2 separate regions of the Homo sapiens genome follow, and region 2 is linked to region 1. A link is a contact called in ENCODE Hi-C or POLR2A ChIA-PET data. All regions are on one chromosome and are shown on one strand. The core of a region is the stretch at or near the end of the contact, and the rest is flanking DNA. Distances in the headings are between cores, read along the strand shown. Region 1 overlaps ERCC6L2 (ERCC excision repair 6 like 2). Region 2 overlaps ERCC6L2-AS1 (ERCC6L2 antisense RNA 1).

The links. Hi-C counts contacts between places; a loop is a spot of excess contacts on that map. ChIA-PET counts read pairs that join two places held with the same protein, here RNA polymerase II (POLR2A). Pooled maps may share reads with other maps.
Region 2: a loop to region 1 is called in a pooled map, with 5 times the contacts of the local background. The contact joins two enhancer-like sites. A Hi-C loop is called at or near these places in 3 of 37 single-sample maps with no recorded cell type and 9 of 50 pooled maps. POLR2A ChIA-PET finds 5 or more read pairs at or near these places in 1 of 52 experiments (WTC11).

Annotation. Positions count from the first base shown.
Region 1 is chr9:96,006,288-96,013,451 of GRCh38, reverse strand. ERCC6L2 (ERCC excision repair 6 like 2) reads right to left here. Exons shown (of 19, transcript NM_020207.7): 19 at 1-1,227. The coding sequence ends at 249. Among named protein-coding and RNA genes, the nearest start is that of LINC00092, 12 kb to the left of the region's middle. Within about 2 kb of position 3,576, at least 5 of the 41 ENCODE cell types and tissues checked have a DNase peak (open chromatin) inside an H3K27ac peak, as active enhancers do.
Region 2 is chr9:95,820,381-95,827,544 of GRCh38, reverse strand. All of the region lies in intron 2 of ERCC6L2-AS1 (ERCC6L2 antisense RNA 1), which reads left to right. Among named protein-coding and RNA genes, the nearest start is that of ERCC6L2, 52 kb to the left of the region's middle. RefSeq lists an enhancer at 4,252-4,461. Within about 2 kb of position 4,569, at least 3 of the 41 ENCODE cell types and tissues checked have a DNase peak (open chromatin) inside an H3K27ac peak, as active enhancers do.

The sequences.
Region 1 (7,164 bases), core at 2,327-4,826:
AACCTAGAATCTTTTCTAATTCATAACAGAGGTTTATACTATAAATACAATCATATTCTTGAAAGATCAAATCAAATATCAAGAAAAACAGATCCATGACAATACTTTAGACTTCAAAAAATCCTAAAGCAATAATTTAATAAAAATATATGTCAACAACTGTGTTCAAGATAATAGAATCAGTGTGGAATCCAGTGCCGTAAACAGTGATGGCAGCAGTTTACTGGTGCAGTAATTCATTTATATGCTTATGTGGTACTCTGTGTATTGGTTGCGTTTTCATCTGTATCACTTGGGCTAAATTTCTTCCATAAAAATTTCTCATTTGATTTCCAAAGAGAAGTTGCTGGCTCTTCTCTCCTTTTAAAGGGTGCTGCTAGAGGTGCTTTTTCACACAGAGTCTCTATTACTGCCAAGTCTGTGAGTTTACTAAGACTCTCATCATTCTGCTCATTCAAGATGTCCCAGAAATCTTTTGGTCTCTGTTTTGCTTTTTCCATGGGCCCTGAAAGAACTTTCTTTGGCAGTTGTGTGGGACTGTTCCCATGACTTTTAAAAAGGTCATCAAGAATAGAGGTATCACCAAGTAAGCTTATCACAGAAGTATTTTCCAGCACTGGATTTTCTATCTTTTTGTTTTCCAATTTGAGAAGGGGTTCTTTTCTTGAAATGCCCGTTCTTGTGAGGTCCTGTTGGTCTTTCATGGTATTTTCTAACCTTCTCTCACGTGTTTCAGACTCACTGTTCAGAGAACGGGATGTCACAGTATCTTCGGATGCCTGGCTGTTTTTCCCACTGTCAATCTCTTGAGTAGAACTAACAGGTGATTTCTTAGTTTCTGCATCATTAAAAAACACCTCTTCTCTATAGGAAATATGATTCTGAAACTTAACTGATTTTCTTTTATATGTTTTTAGGCTGCAAACTTGAGAAATTTTGTTGGTAGAATCTTTAAATGACAAGGTTTCAGAATCTGACAGCCTTGGTTTTATAAGAGATTCTCTTTTATCAGATTTCTTCCGGGTGCGCTGCTCTCCTTTCTCAAAGGAAGAATTGTTGAATTGTGACACAGAATCCACAAAAAATTCTTTTACCTCTGGATATTGAGAAGCATAAAAGTCTCTTAGCATTTTCTGTCGTTCTTCTGATGTGGCATTGGTTATATGTTTAGCAAATTCGTTTACAGAAGACGAGTTAAAATAAGAGGCCATTTCTTCAAATTGTTTTCTAAAGATTAAATGAACAAAACTAGTGGTTATTTTCATTACATTTTATTTTGAAAGAACTCATCACCAGTAAGAGGAAATGTAGAGTCCACAGAAGGTAATCTTGTTCCTTTAGCATACGTCTGCTGAATTCCACAATGAAAACGCATTTTATCCTAGTAGAGTGAGGCCTCTACCCTTATGCTACTGAGAAAAGTATTTTAGCTCACAAAATCACCAGCTTTGTAAGTTATTTTGATTTATGCTATTATATTAGGTATTTCCTGGGAATTATGGAGGCCCAGCATGCTACTCCTCCTTTGAGCCAATTTATGACTGACATGAGGATCATGATTTATAGACTCTGTACTTGAAAATCTATATTGTATTCAAGTCTCATGAAATGAAATTGTCAAAGAATCTTAACGAAAAGAGCAAATTCTGAAAAATTAAGAAAGACATTTTTTTCCCTTCCCTCTCCTTTTCCCCTTCTTTTACAAATACAACATAGAAATCGCACAAGACTTTTTGATGAGCCCAAAGGAAAGTTCTAAACTGATAAACCTAGACTATTTTTTCCCCAGTTGGCATGGACACCTAAGCTAAGGAGTGAGATGCTATTAGAAGAAATGTGTTGTATTCTTAGTGTAAGATACTAATAAAAGCTGTTGTATGCATGTATGAGGAAATGGGCCTTCAAGAACCTTGGTAAGATAGAGGCAGAAAGATTTAGGGACCTGGGCAATGAGCCCTGCTCCTTTCCCTAAATGAGGGTGCCATGGACTAAACTGTGCCCCTCCCCCAAATCATGCAGAAGCCCCCTAACCCAGGACGTAACAGTATTTGGAGTTAGAGCCTTCAGGAGGTAATTAAGGTTAAATGAAGTCATACGGGTGGGACCCTGATCCAACAGGATTAGTGTCCTTAGAAGAGATGCCAGAGAACCCACACAGTTTCTTTCTCTTCTGTCTCTTCCTCTCTGCCATGTAAGGATACAGGGAGATGGTGGCCACCTGCCAGCCAGGAAGAGGGCCCTCACCAGAAACTGAATCAGCTAACTTCTTGTTGTTGGCCATCCAGCCTCCAGAACTGTGGACACGAATTTCTGTTGTTTAAGCCACCCAGTCTATAGTATTTTGTTATGGCAATCCAAGCAGACTAAGACAATGGGTATTGCTTTGCTGATGATGAGTTTGGGCCATGAGATAGAACAGCTCAATGTTTATAAATACTCCTTTGAACAAAAGTCATAGATAGTGAGTGCAGCAGCACTTGATTAAAAGTCCTAAAGTTTTAGAAATTATATTTTACACCATAGTTCCTTAAAACATTCATTTATTTATTCACTTAACAAATATTTATAGAGCCTGTTATGTGCTAAGCACTATAGCAGGAACTATATAACAGCAAATAAGACTCCGTTTCCTATCTTCAAGGAGTTTACAGTTTACTTGGGCTAGACAAATGCATGAAAATCAAAGTAGAATAGAGTGATAAACCCATAATGTAAATTTACCATGAGGTAAATATGGGGCACTACTGGCATTCATAGAAAGGGAACCTAGGTCAGTGATTGGTGGTAGGCAAGGTGGATAGAAAGGGTGTCTCTTCCTGACAAGTCAGTCAGGTAATGATGAGTGAGGAAGTCTCCCAGGGGGAGAGGGTGCATGTACAGGCTCAGGTCCAAGATGACCTGGTTCACAGAGGGGCAGGAGAAACTGCAAGGAAGAGGCTAAAAATCATAGGGGGTCCGTAGGCCAAGTTTAGAAGTTTGAATTTTATCCTATGCAAAACAGAGAATCCTTAGCATTAAAAAAATTACTTTTAATGTATGTTAGTAGGAGCTTCAATGCCACTTTTCTTTCTGCCACGTAGACCAGGTTACATAGTTTGTGTTTCCTTTGCTTTTAGGGGCAGACCATAAAGCACACTCACAACTTTCTTTTGTGGCTTCAGATGGGCCTGTGGCTTCTAGTCCTCACTACACTGTCTTGTTAACTTCCCGAAATCCAGATACTATACATGCTTGATCAACAGCCACTTTCATCTCCAACAGAATATTTAGTAACACATACACATGACTCCAACTTTCTGTCCTGGAAATTGCCAATGTTCTTGTTGGAAAGTAACAAGCATGTTCTTAAGAGGTTCCAGTTTTCACTTCACATGAAGTAATGAGATATTATTCTGTCTATTTTTCATCTTCAAATCCATTTTCATGGCCCTTCTATTAAATATTTGTGTTTGTAAAGATTAAGTGATTGGCAAGGTTACAAGCTGATGTCTTTTATTTATCCAAGGCTTGGTGGTGTCTCAGCAACTGCCAAAGTAACTTCACCTCTGCTGTGCTGAAACCACGACCTCACCCGTGACCCTGTGAGCTGTCACCTCTGGGAGGAGAGCTGCTTCTAACCTCATTTTATCTGAGTAGTCTGCAAGTACACTATGCCACATGGTTGCTGCTTACAGGATAAGCTATAATTATCATTCACTTTATTTCTGCCTTTTAACTGGCTTTCCTAATTCTGGGCCTTCAGAATTTTCTCTAAGAATTTAAGGAACTGCAGGGTACAAACAGGGGGCATAAGCCAGCCAGTTTGTGAAGAAAAGTTAGTTAACTAGAGTAGACTTCCATAACCCACTTAGGGAAAGGGGGAAAAAAAGAAACCAAAGATATGTATCTTTCAGCAAGTGTATCAAAAGCAGTTATGTATCATGGATACAATTCAAAATCCTCTCTCTTTCTGGAGGAAGGGAGGTGGAACACACCTAAATTCATCTTCTGTCTGCCTAAGCTTCCGGAAGGAGAGGAGGACTGAACACTTCATTCAGATGATCATGTGACTGCAGTAGAGGGAGGTGCAGTCTTGATTCTGATTGACTAGGACAGTTAATGGAAAAGAGGGTGGTAAAATGTACATGGTTGGACAGTTTTACTTCTACATCCCTAATTGGTAACCAAAGCCAATAAGGCACATAGTGATTGAAACACTTGAACATGCCACTAGAACTCAACGAAGCTGACGAGTCTGTCATCGCTCTGCCCACGGCTCAAGATGCGTATGCAGCATGCTGTACAGCATTGTGTCCATTCCAAAAGCAAACTCCCCGACCACAGCAGGTGCTGTATCAGTCACTTTCACAATGCTGATTGCAACATCTGATCTGGTGCCGGAGCTGAAGGATTTCATCAGGCTGGACAGATCAATTGTTGGAGAGAAAGGCAAAATAAAAATAGCACCATGGTGCATACCTGACTGGAAAAATGGGTAATGTTACCACCAAGTGCAAGGCTGTGAAGGCTGCTTTCTCGCTTATCTATAATGCTGTGTGCAAACCCAGCTGTAACCTGATGCAGCAGATAAACAAAAGATTCAGTGCTCTACTCTCAGCTGTCAAGCCAGGAGGCACCACAACCTCTGTCAAACTCAACCCAGCATGTGACTTCAACGAAGCCGCAGCATGACTAGCTAGCAAGGGTCTTGACATCAAGATAACACGATTACTCTTTCAACTTGGTACCGACCCTAACCTTGGGGTCACTGGGTGTGCCTTCATAAGTCAGTTTAAGCTCATCACAACCTTTTCTGAAATGACCTCATATGTTATAATGTGAAGTTTCATTGAGGAAGGATTCAATCATGCCTCACTGCTCCCTGGTGCAGGTTGTGACATAATGAAATTCATGAGCATTGAAGGACGACTCATTGAGAAACATGGGGAAGAACTTCCATTTCTTAGTCTTCTGACTCAGAGGGCACAAAGAATTAACACCTGCAAAGTTCCCTAATCTCTGTAAGGTCACAAATACATGGAAAAGAAAGCTAGATAATTCACTCAGAGACTACCAGTCAACAAAGGAGTCCCCCTCCAAACTTACTGATCATGAGGTTGAAGAGGCAGCTTCAAAACCACCTTTTAAGAAGGCACTGGTGAGCAAAGAAGATGAAAAAGGACTATAAGCAGCATACAATATATCTAGGGAAGATATTAAAGTTGCACTGACATTGAAGCCCAGAACAGAACAAACCAGTGTCCCAACATGGCTCTTGGAGGCGATCGAGAACAGAGAACGCATGCAAACTTAGGGAAAAAAAGGTATATGGTCAGTCTCCTGGCAAAATATTTGCCCAAAGTGAAAAGGCACACTCTGCAAAAATCCTTGTTGCCGATCTGTTCTGTGGGTAGGTACACTGTGTGGCAGTGTGGAAGGTGGTCACCTTTCTCTGCAACTGCAGAGAGCTGAGAGCCATACTCCAACCAGCCACGCCAGCACTCCAAAGAGCTGCGGGGCCAGCTCTTCCCTGGGCAGCTGAGGAACCAGCTGCCTGGGAGTCGCCAAACCCCTGCAGGAAGTACTTTGAACCCAGAGACATTTCCCACTGCCCCCAGAAGCCAGCAGGACCAGTCCAACCATGCCTCCCATCCCTGTTCACTTCTGTCATCCATTACCACTGGCCTCTCATCTCCTCCTACTGTACATCTTGATCTAATCCAATCCCTCACCCTTCCAAGCCATCCCTCCGTGCCCCTGGAACCAAGAGTCCCCCGAGTCTTCTGCTTCTATGCTGAATGGTCCTGTGCTCTGCTGATATTGCCTCTTCCCATGCGGCCCTTGCAAGGCAAGGCTCTTGCATCTCACAGCTCTCCAACCTCAGGGTTAGTGCTTCTAGACAATGCTGCTTCCAGACCATTCTTTTCTCAGAAAACTCCTTCCCCTCTTTAACATTTATGCCATCCAGCTAAACTGTTCTCTCCTCAATCTTCAGTGACCCCTTCATTGCTTCCTGCTAGCAGCTAAACTCTCAAGATCCTGGATTAATCTTGCTTCCCACCCCATCTCTTGCCATCATTCTTGATAACATCAATATCCATGTGGATGTCCCACCCATATCTGGCCCACCACTTTCTTTAGCTCACCTCCAAACTCATCTTAACTCCATGTTAGCCCCTACTCCCAAGTTTATAAATTGCCATTGTCATTACCATCAACAGCTCAACCTCCATGTCCCTGACTTAGTCATCTAAGGCTCCAGCTCAGCTGCTTGATGACTGCCCACAACAGCAATGCTGGGGGATATGCTGGTAACCTCAAGTCCTCAAATTCACTGACTCTTGTGCTTTTACACTATCCATCAGCCTCCCTTGTCCAGCTTAGGTTTAACTTTATAATCACTCCTTTACAAACATTCTTCAGCTTCCTTGCTTCTCTCTCCCTCCATTCTAACCCCTGGTCAGACCCAGCCATCTTTCTACTTGTTTCTGCAACAGAGCAACTGAAGCTTGCTGAATAAAATGTGCATACTGGACAGATGATTTTCCTGAAATTATTCTCAAATGGGAACTTAACACCACCCAGAAATTCTGGTCCCATTAAGCTTGCTTTCCTACTTTATAAATGATTTGTTTCCTAACTTCTCTCTCCCTAAATCTTTCTCCCTCTGAACTTATGGCTTCAGTTCTCAACTCATTGAGAAAATGTCACATCTGTGCCTGTGTTTGTCCCTTCTCTTTCAATGCCTCTCAAAGGCCAGAGCGTGGCCTGTGGTTTGGGTACTGCCCTCCACTGCTTCCAGGCCCTCCCTCTTTCTGTTTTCACCTCTCTGACATGATCTCTTTTTCTCCTACAAGTCTTTTCCCTCAACACACAACAGGTTCTGTTATCTCAACTGTAAGACCCACAATGCCCTCCAGCTGCTGCTACTTTTTACATTCAAACTTACAGCACCAGCCACCTCCCGCCAGGGCGCGCGCACTGCTTCCATCCGAACTCATAGCACCGGCCACCTCCCGCCAGGGCCTGAGCACTGCTTCCCAGGCTGCTCCTGCCAAGGTGCCTGCTGAGTGCTCTGCTGCTGTCTTCAGTGGGCAGTTTCCCACCTCATCTGCTTCTGGTTCTCAGCAGTATTTGACAAACTCCCTCCTTTTAAGATCCTCTCGCTACTCCTGCACTTCAGGA
Region 2 (7,164 bases), core at 3,320-5,819, 190 kb after region 1:
ACACACTTATAGCCCACACCTAGGGCCGGCCACTCCCATCACTCTGCCCCAGACGGATCAATGAAGGCAGGAGATGAGATCTCCAGTAGGCAGGGGCCAGAGCATATGCAACTTCGGAAGCTACAGTAAACACTTGGGTTTTCATTTTCCTTCCATTTTAAGTGCAGTGGAAAGTTGGTGGAGGGTAGGAAGCAGGGGAGTAAGATAATCTGAATTGTGTTTTCAAATCAAATCATTCTGGCCAGGAAGGAAGCGGGGAGACTGGAAGGGAGATTGACGTGGGAGTCCAGGGGATACCATCCTGCTGGCTGGGACCAAGGCAGATGCGTCCAATGGAGCAATGTGGGAATGCGAGTGGAGGCCGGATATGTTCTGAAGGTGACACGGGCAGGAGGGGCTGTAAATCTGGAGCCCAGGATAGAGGTCAGGGTTAGGGGTTTCATCTGGAGCCAGCGGCATATGCAGTTGTGTTTAAGGGCTCAGGCAGCTAGGGAGAGCGCGGCTAAGGGAGGCCGGCAGCCCTGCGATGTTGAGAAGCCAGCAAGGTGTCTGGAAGGCAAGAGGGAGCAGGGTCGGACAGGATGGGGTGAGGGGCAGGTGTGCAGGAAGAAGGGAGGGGCCACCGGGACAACCTGACAAGAGGCCAAGAGCAGAGAGGACAGATTGGAGACCTGGCTTTGCATTCTGGAGGTGATGGAACAGAAACCCACCTGGGGATGACAAGAGGCAGAGGTTGTGACAATAGAAAAAATTCTTTGCAGACATTTTGCTTTGAAGGAGAGCAAAGAAATTGGAGGAAGATATGGAATATTGATTTCCCTTTCTTTTAGTAGTTCATGAGCTTCTTTTGAGGAATCTCTGCTCTCCCATGCTCAGCACGTATGGTTTGAGAGGGGCTCAGGCCCTATCTCCACTGGTGCACGTGACCCAGCTTGGCCACGTGGAGCGTCACATCCCCTAGCCATGTTATTGGTTAAGAAATAGGCTTGTGACTTGAGTTGGTACAATCCTGAATTTTTTGGGGAGCTACAGGGGACATACTCTCTTTTCCCCTGAGTCTGAATTTCGGAGGATGTGCATCTGGAGCTGCAAGCAGTTACCACACGAGTCCTTAGAACAAGAAGAAATATTCTGGAAAGCAGAAGTGACAGAGAGACTCATCTGCACACTTGAGTCCCTCCAGGCTGCGACTCACTTACCTCTTGAGTCAGTAAATTTCCTTGTTTAAAAAACTTAAGTCAGTTTGAATTAAGTTTCCTGTTTCCTTGCAAGAGAAAGTGTCCTAATAATAAGAACCTTCTATAATAGCTTACAAAGGGCACCCGTACACAATTTCCTTTGTGAAAGGCAAGACAGGTATTGTTTTAGTTTCATAGGGCTGCCATAACAAAATACCACAAACTGGGTGGCTTAAAACAACACAAATTTCTTCTCTCGCAGTTCTAGATGCTACATGTCCAAAATGAAGGGGTCAGCAGAGCCATGCCTCCTCTGAAGGGTCTGGGAGAATGTGTTCCAGGCCCCTCTCCGAGCTGTGGTTGGCAGCTCCTTGCTGTGGCTGCATCACTACAGTCTCTGCCTCCATCTTCACATGGACTTCTCCGCATTTGTCTCTGCGTCTCTTCTCTTCTCATAAGGACACAGTCATGTTGGAGTAGGACCCACCCTCATGACCTCACCTTAACTTAATTAGATGTGTAGTAGGGTTTCTACATAAGTTCCCATTCTCAGTTCCTAAGGCTTAGGACTCAGCATGTCTTTGGGGGGAACACAATTCAGCCCATGACATTGTTATGATTATTCTCACTTTGCATATTATTTAGACTTTGCATAAGTTGCTCAGAATCATAGAGTCAATAAATTGTGGAATAGAGACGCAAACCTAACGACTTCAGTTTGAAGTCACAAATTCTTAAATGGTGGCATCAAATATTTCAGCTTTGATTTTTTTTTAAAGAGTGTAAATTATTGAGAGAGTTTCACAAAATGGTTATTTCTCTTAGACTGTGGAAATTGTACTACATTCCACGTCTGAGTGTGATAAACCTGGACGGTTATTCAGTCTTACCATCATACTTTTGCTTGAGGCCCATGTGTGATCCTTCCCCTGCCCCAACACCACCCAGGGGGCCGAGCCCACTCCTCCATGTGGGGTCCCTAGGGGACAGCTCTCTGCAAACACCCCGAGCACACTGATGTGCCTGTGCTTCCCCAGGGAAGCAGGAGTTCCAGCTCAAAGCCCGCGGGCCACGGGAGCACATCCTGAACTTGGGGTGGTGACGAAACATGGCTGTGCTGTGCCACCGGCTTGGAGATCTGGTGGATGTTAGTGTAAACCAGAAAATTTAAATCCATCAAAAAAAGGAACCGACATTACCTCAATCAGGCAATTTGAATCCTAGAGAGATAGGCAGGCTGAAAGAACCTACATTTCTACAATGCTGAACCCAAGTAGAGATTATGAACTGCGGCACCATTCTTAGTGTGTTTCTCTCTCCTTTTATTTTTAATTTAATTTAATTTATTTATTTATTTATTTTTGAGACAGAGTCTCACTCTGTCGCCAGGCTGGAGTCCAGTGGCTGATCTCGGCTCACTACAACCTCCACCTCCTGGGTTCAAGCGATTCTCCTGCCTCAGCCTCCGGAGTAGCTGGGACTACAGGCGTGCACTACCACGCCCAGCTAATTTTTGTATTTTTAGTAGAGATGGGGTTTTGCCATGATGGCCAGGATGGTCTCTATCTCTTGACCTCGTGATCCACCCACCTCGGCCTCCCAAAGTGCTGGGATTACAGGTGTGAGCCACTGCACCTGGCCTTCTCTCTCCTTTTAAGGATTGTACTCAGGATTACAAGATACTGCACATCAAAAAATGAATCCCAATATGTGGTCAATTGAGGAACTTGAAAATGTCATGCCAATAATAAAAGCTTGCGCACAATAACTGAAGTTAGAAGGAGGTAAATATTGCTAAAATATTGCGGATTTAAAAAGATAATCTAACCCTTTATTATTTTATGTGAGTCTCATGTTCCCAAAAGATAAAAGAATTTAGAAAAAGGCCAGGAAAAGTGGACAATACACCTAAAAGAACACAATCACCAAATTCTATGAAATGCATCCCCTTGAGGGGAGCTTGACCTGAAAATTGTGATTTGGAGTGGGAAAGGGTGTGTCTGAATATGTTTTCATCTTGTGGTCTTTGGTTCTCCTAGGATGCAGTGGAAGAAAATTAGGACACTGATAAAATTTTAAGAGGCATAGAGCCCCCGCGATATTTGAGCAGTGAAAACGCATGGTCATTAGCACAGGTTTCACCATGAGGCTCCCGGGAGGACTCCTGCTTACGCCTCCAGGCTCACACCTCCCTCCATCCCTCCCAGCCTTTGTTTCAAGAACGTCCACTCATTTGTAAACTGTATATTTTGTTGCTCTGTGTCTCCAAAACCCGAGCATATTGCCTGGAGCACAGAAGGCATACAGTAGATATTTGTGGCATAGGTAACTGAATTAATAAAAACTTAGCCATTCAATATAGATTGGATCCAATTTATTTTTTTTTTTCTGATTTCTTTGTATCATAGAGGCTAGGACTGCTGTGGTGGAAAGTAATCATAATAGCTAAATATGTAAGGAGCATGGTTTTCTTGGATAGTTAGAACATGCCCCGCTTTGTCGGACTAGTCTAATGGAGAACTCCAGGGCCATGAGGCTCACTCCCTGAAGAGCAGCAATGTGGGAGGAACTCAGCACTCGGAACCCCGTTGATTATTACCAGGAGTGGAGAAGCTCACTCACATTCTGCCATGTTTGAACACCTGTGTAGCAGGTGGCAAAACAATCAGCTCATACATCATTTTCCAAATCTTGAGCCCTACCCAAATTATATTCCCACAGGATAAAATATTGGTCGTATTTCCTAGGGGCTTCACGCCTGGAGAATAGGAAAGCCCAGGTCCTTTGCTGCCAGCTGGGACAAGCTCTGACGGGTGCCTTATCCTCTTGAGGTCCCTGCAAGATCAGGCTGGCGCCACCCCACGGGTCGCAGCCTGAGATAACCCCTGGTGTGGCTCTTCTCCTCCTCATCATCCTGCTTCCCTCACTCCTGCCCAGCCTTCCCTGGCGCACTTCCTTAGTAAACACCTCCTACCTCCTCTGTCCTCACCTTACAGATTTGTTTCTGGGGAACCTGACCTTACCCACATGCTTACTCTGAGGGACACAAAGCTGTGTGAGGCGCAGTAACAACCCCCAAGGAGCTTTCAATCCAGTTGAACTTGGCTTGAATTGCATCTGTGCTTCTTACAGGAGGGTGGGCCTTCAATAGAGCTAGACAGAGCCTGATGACACAGGCGTTTGGGAATCTTGAGGACAAACCTGTTTTTATAAAAATCTGCCTGCCTCGTGCATGGCAGCAGGTTTGACTCTGGCCTTGCTTCACTAAATTAAGCAAAAACAAGCATTATCAAATGTTTAGATTTCCTGGAGTCTCTGGCTTCAAGTAGCTTGATGATTCATTTCTGACAACCTCATAAAACCAACCTCTAGCCACGTCCAGGCTTAAGCTTTGTGGTGGTGGAGTGGGTTTTCCCTGTTGTATTTTTAACCTAAGAACAGAAGCAATGCTAGCCACACTGATAAAAACAAGTGAAGAGTTAACTTTCAAGATGACCACAGTCAGATGGTAGCGTGGAAGCCACCAGAGCCACTTAATCTTCCCAGATGATGGATCACTGCAGTACCTAAGTCTCTCATGTGGATTTCTGCCACAGTCCTCTGCACACACTCACTAAAGGGATTTGCAGTTCATGGGTCCAACACAGCAGCATGACCATTGGTTGGGCAGGGCCAAAGGCCCTCGAGGCAGAAGGGTTACCAGGAGAGTCACGCAGCCTTTACCGTCGGGATTTGTGAAGACAGTCACAGTTGGCGACAAGGGTTTTCAGAGTTCTTGGTGTTACTTCACCACCCTCCCCTGCTCTGAGCCCACTCTTTCCTCCCCTGTCCTCGTTCTTAGCTCCTGCTGTTGCCTCCTTTTAGCTCTCACACATTCTCCCTTCTTCCGGTTCTGCCCCAGATATTCTCCCAAGCTCTGTCCAAAAAATCACCAGTTTACCCCTTGAAATTATTTCTCAAGAACTATTTTCCCCCAAGAAGTTGCAAGCTGCTGCATCCCACCTTGGTGAGCTGAGAGCCTGGAGATCAAGACCTGGGCGAGCGGCCAGACCCCTCCTGGCTTCATGCTCAAGTCTTTTTTCAGACGCCCTGAGATCAAGAACAAGGGCACATTCTTAGTTCATGGCCTTTTACAAAATGCTACAGATAATGGAATTTAGATGATGCAACCATTTTACTTGGAGTAGAATGTGTTTTTAGCTGAGGGGGTTTTCAGGGGAAACACATTATTTAGGTTTAGAGGGTATCATGCTTGTCAAAAGCAATTAAATGGGACATAGAGCCCTCAAAGAAATGTTCAAATATAATCTGGACATGGTTTGGGTATCTGAATAAATGTAAACTTGACCAAGCCTTCTTGTTTAAGAAATATAGCCTAAAACATACTACTCTTGATAAAAATTGAAGTTACTAAAATGTTCTGATTTAACGTTGCTTCCACCGGCTAGTTGTTGCTTTATAAATGTCATTTGCCATGTAATTCCAAATGACTTTACAGACTACAGAGCATGGGATTATTGTGTCAAAAGGAGGCTTTCATGATCTCACATAAGCCAGAAAGACTTTATTTAAACTTACGTAGGAAGATGTATTGGTTGTTTGGCCCAAGAAGGTCTTATTTGAATGACAGCATTTAGGGGACCACATGACATTTCTATAAAACTAGACTAGAGTTGATAACAGATGAAGGATTAATTTGTTGTTTTTGTAGTCAATATAGTCCCAAACCATGGATATATTGCTTAGATCCACTTATACCATCAAGCCAGCCCAAGACAAAATTACTACTCTAGTTGTCTAGCATAACCAACTACTCCAAATTTAGTGACATAAAATAGCCTTTATAGTAGGCTTACAGATTCTGTGGATTGAGAATTTGGAAAAGACAGAGTAGAGATGGCTTGTCTCTGTTCTGTGGTGTCTGGGGCCTCAGCTGGGAAGACTGGAACAACTGAGGCTGGAGGATTTACTTTGAAGATGGTGTCTTCTCTCGCATGCCTAGCTGGGCTGCTCCAAGCCGGACTTACTGGGACTGTTGACCAAACCACTTACAAGTATGGGGCCTCTCCACGTGGCTTGGGCTTCTCATAGCACGGCTGATAGGTTCCAAGAGGAAACATTCTAAGAGCAAGTATTTCAAGCACAAGAGTCCAAGAGACTAGAAGAGATAGAAGCGGTGTCACTTTCTCTGACCTAGCAGCGGAAGTTATATAGTCACTTTCTTCATACTTATTGTCTGAAGCAGTTGTAAGCCCATACAGAATGAAGGGGAGAAGTCAATGAGGGGAGAGTAATATGTGGCCATTAAAAAAAAAAAAAACAACCCCACTATCATGGTTTTGGCAAGATGGAAAAAACACGAGATTGGCTTTGAAGTCAAATTCCTCTGTTTCTAAATGAGTGACCTTAGGCAAGTTACTTGACCTCTTCCTTCTTGTACAAATGTGGGTAAGTAACCACAACGTTGCTGTGAATAGGCACGAATCTGTAGTAAAGTGTATCTGTGGTTCATAAATGGCTGGCTAATGCTAGTCCGCTAGTACTACTCCTATTTTTTTTTTTTTTTTTTTGAAGCGGAGTCTCACTCTGTCGTCCAGGTTGGAGTGCAGTGGTGCGATATCAGCTCACTGCAAGCTCCGCCTCCCGGGTTCACGCCATTCTCCTGCCTCAGCCTCCCGAGTAGCTGGGACTACAGGCGCCCACCACCACACCCGACTAATTTTTTGTATTTTTAGTAGAGACGGGGTTTCACCATGTTAGCCAGGATGGTCTCGATCTCCTGACCTCTTGATCCGCCTGCCTCAGCCTCCCAGAGTGCTGAGATTACAGGCGTGAGCCACGACACCCGACCCTCTTTTTCTTTGTTAAAAAAAGTACAGTTTTATCAAAATACAATTAACGCAATAAGGTACATATATTTAAGCTGTACGATTTGGTAAATTTTGATGTATGAATTATACCCATTAAACCATCAGCACATAGAAGG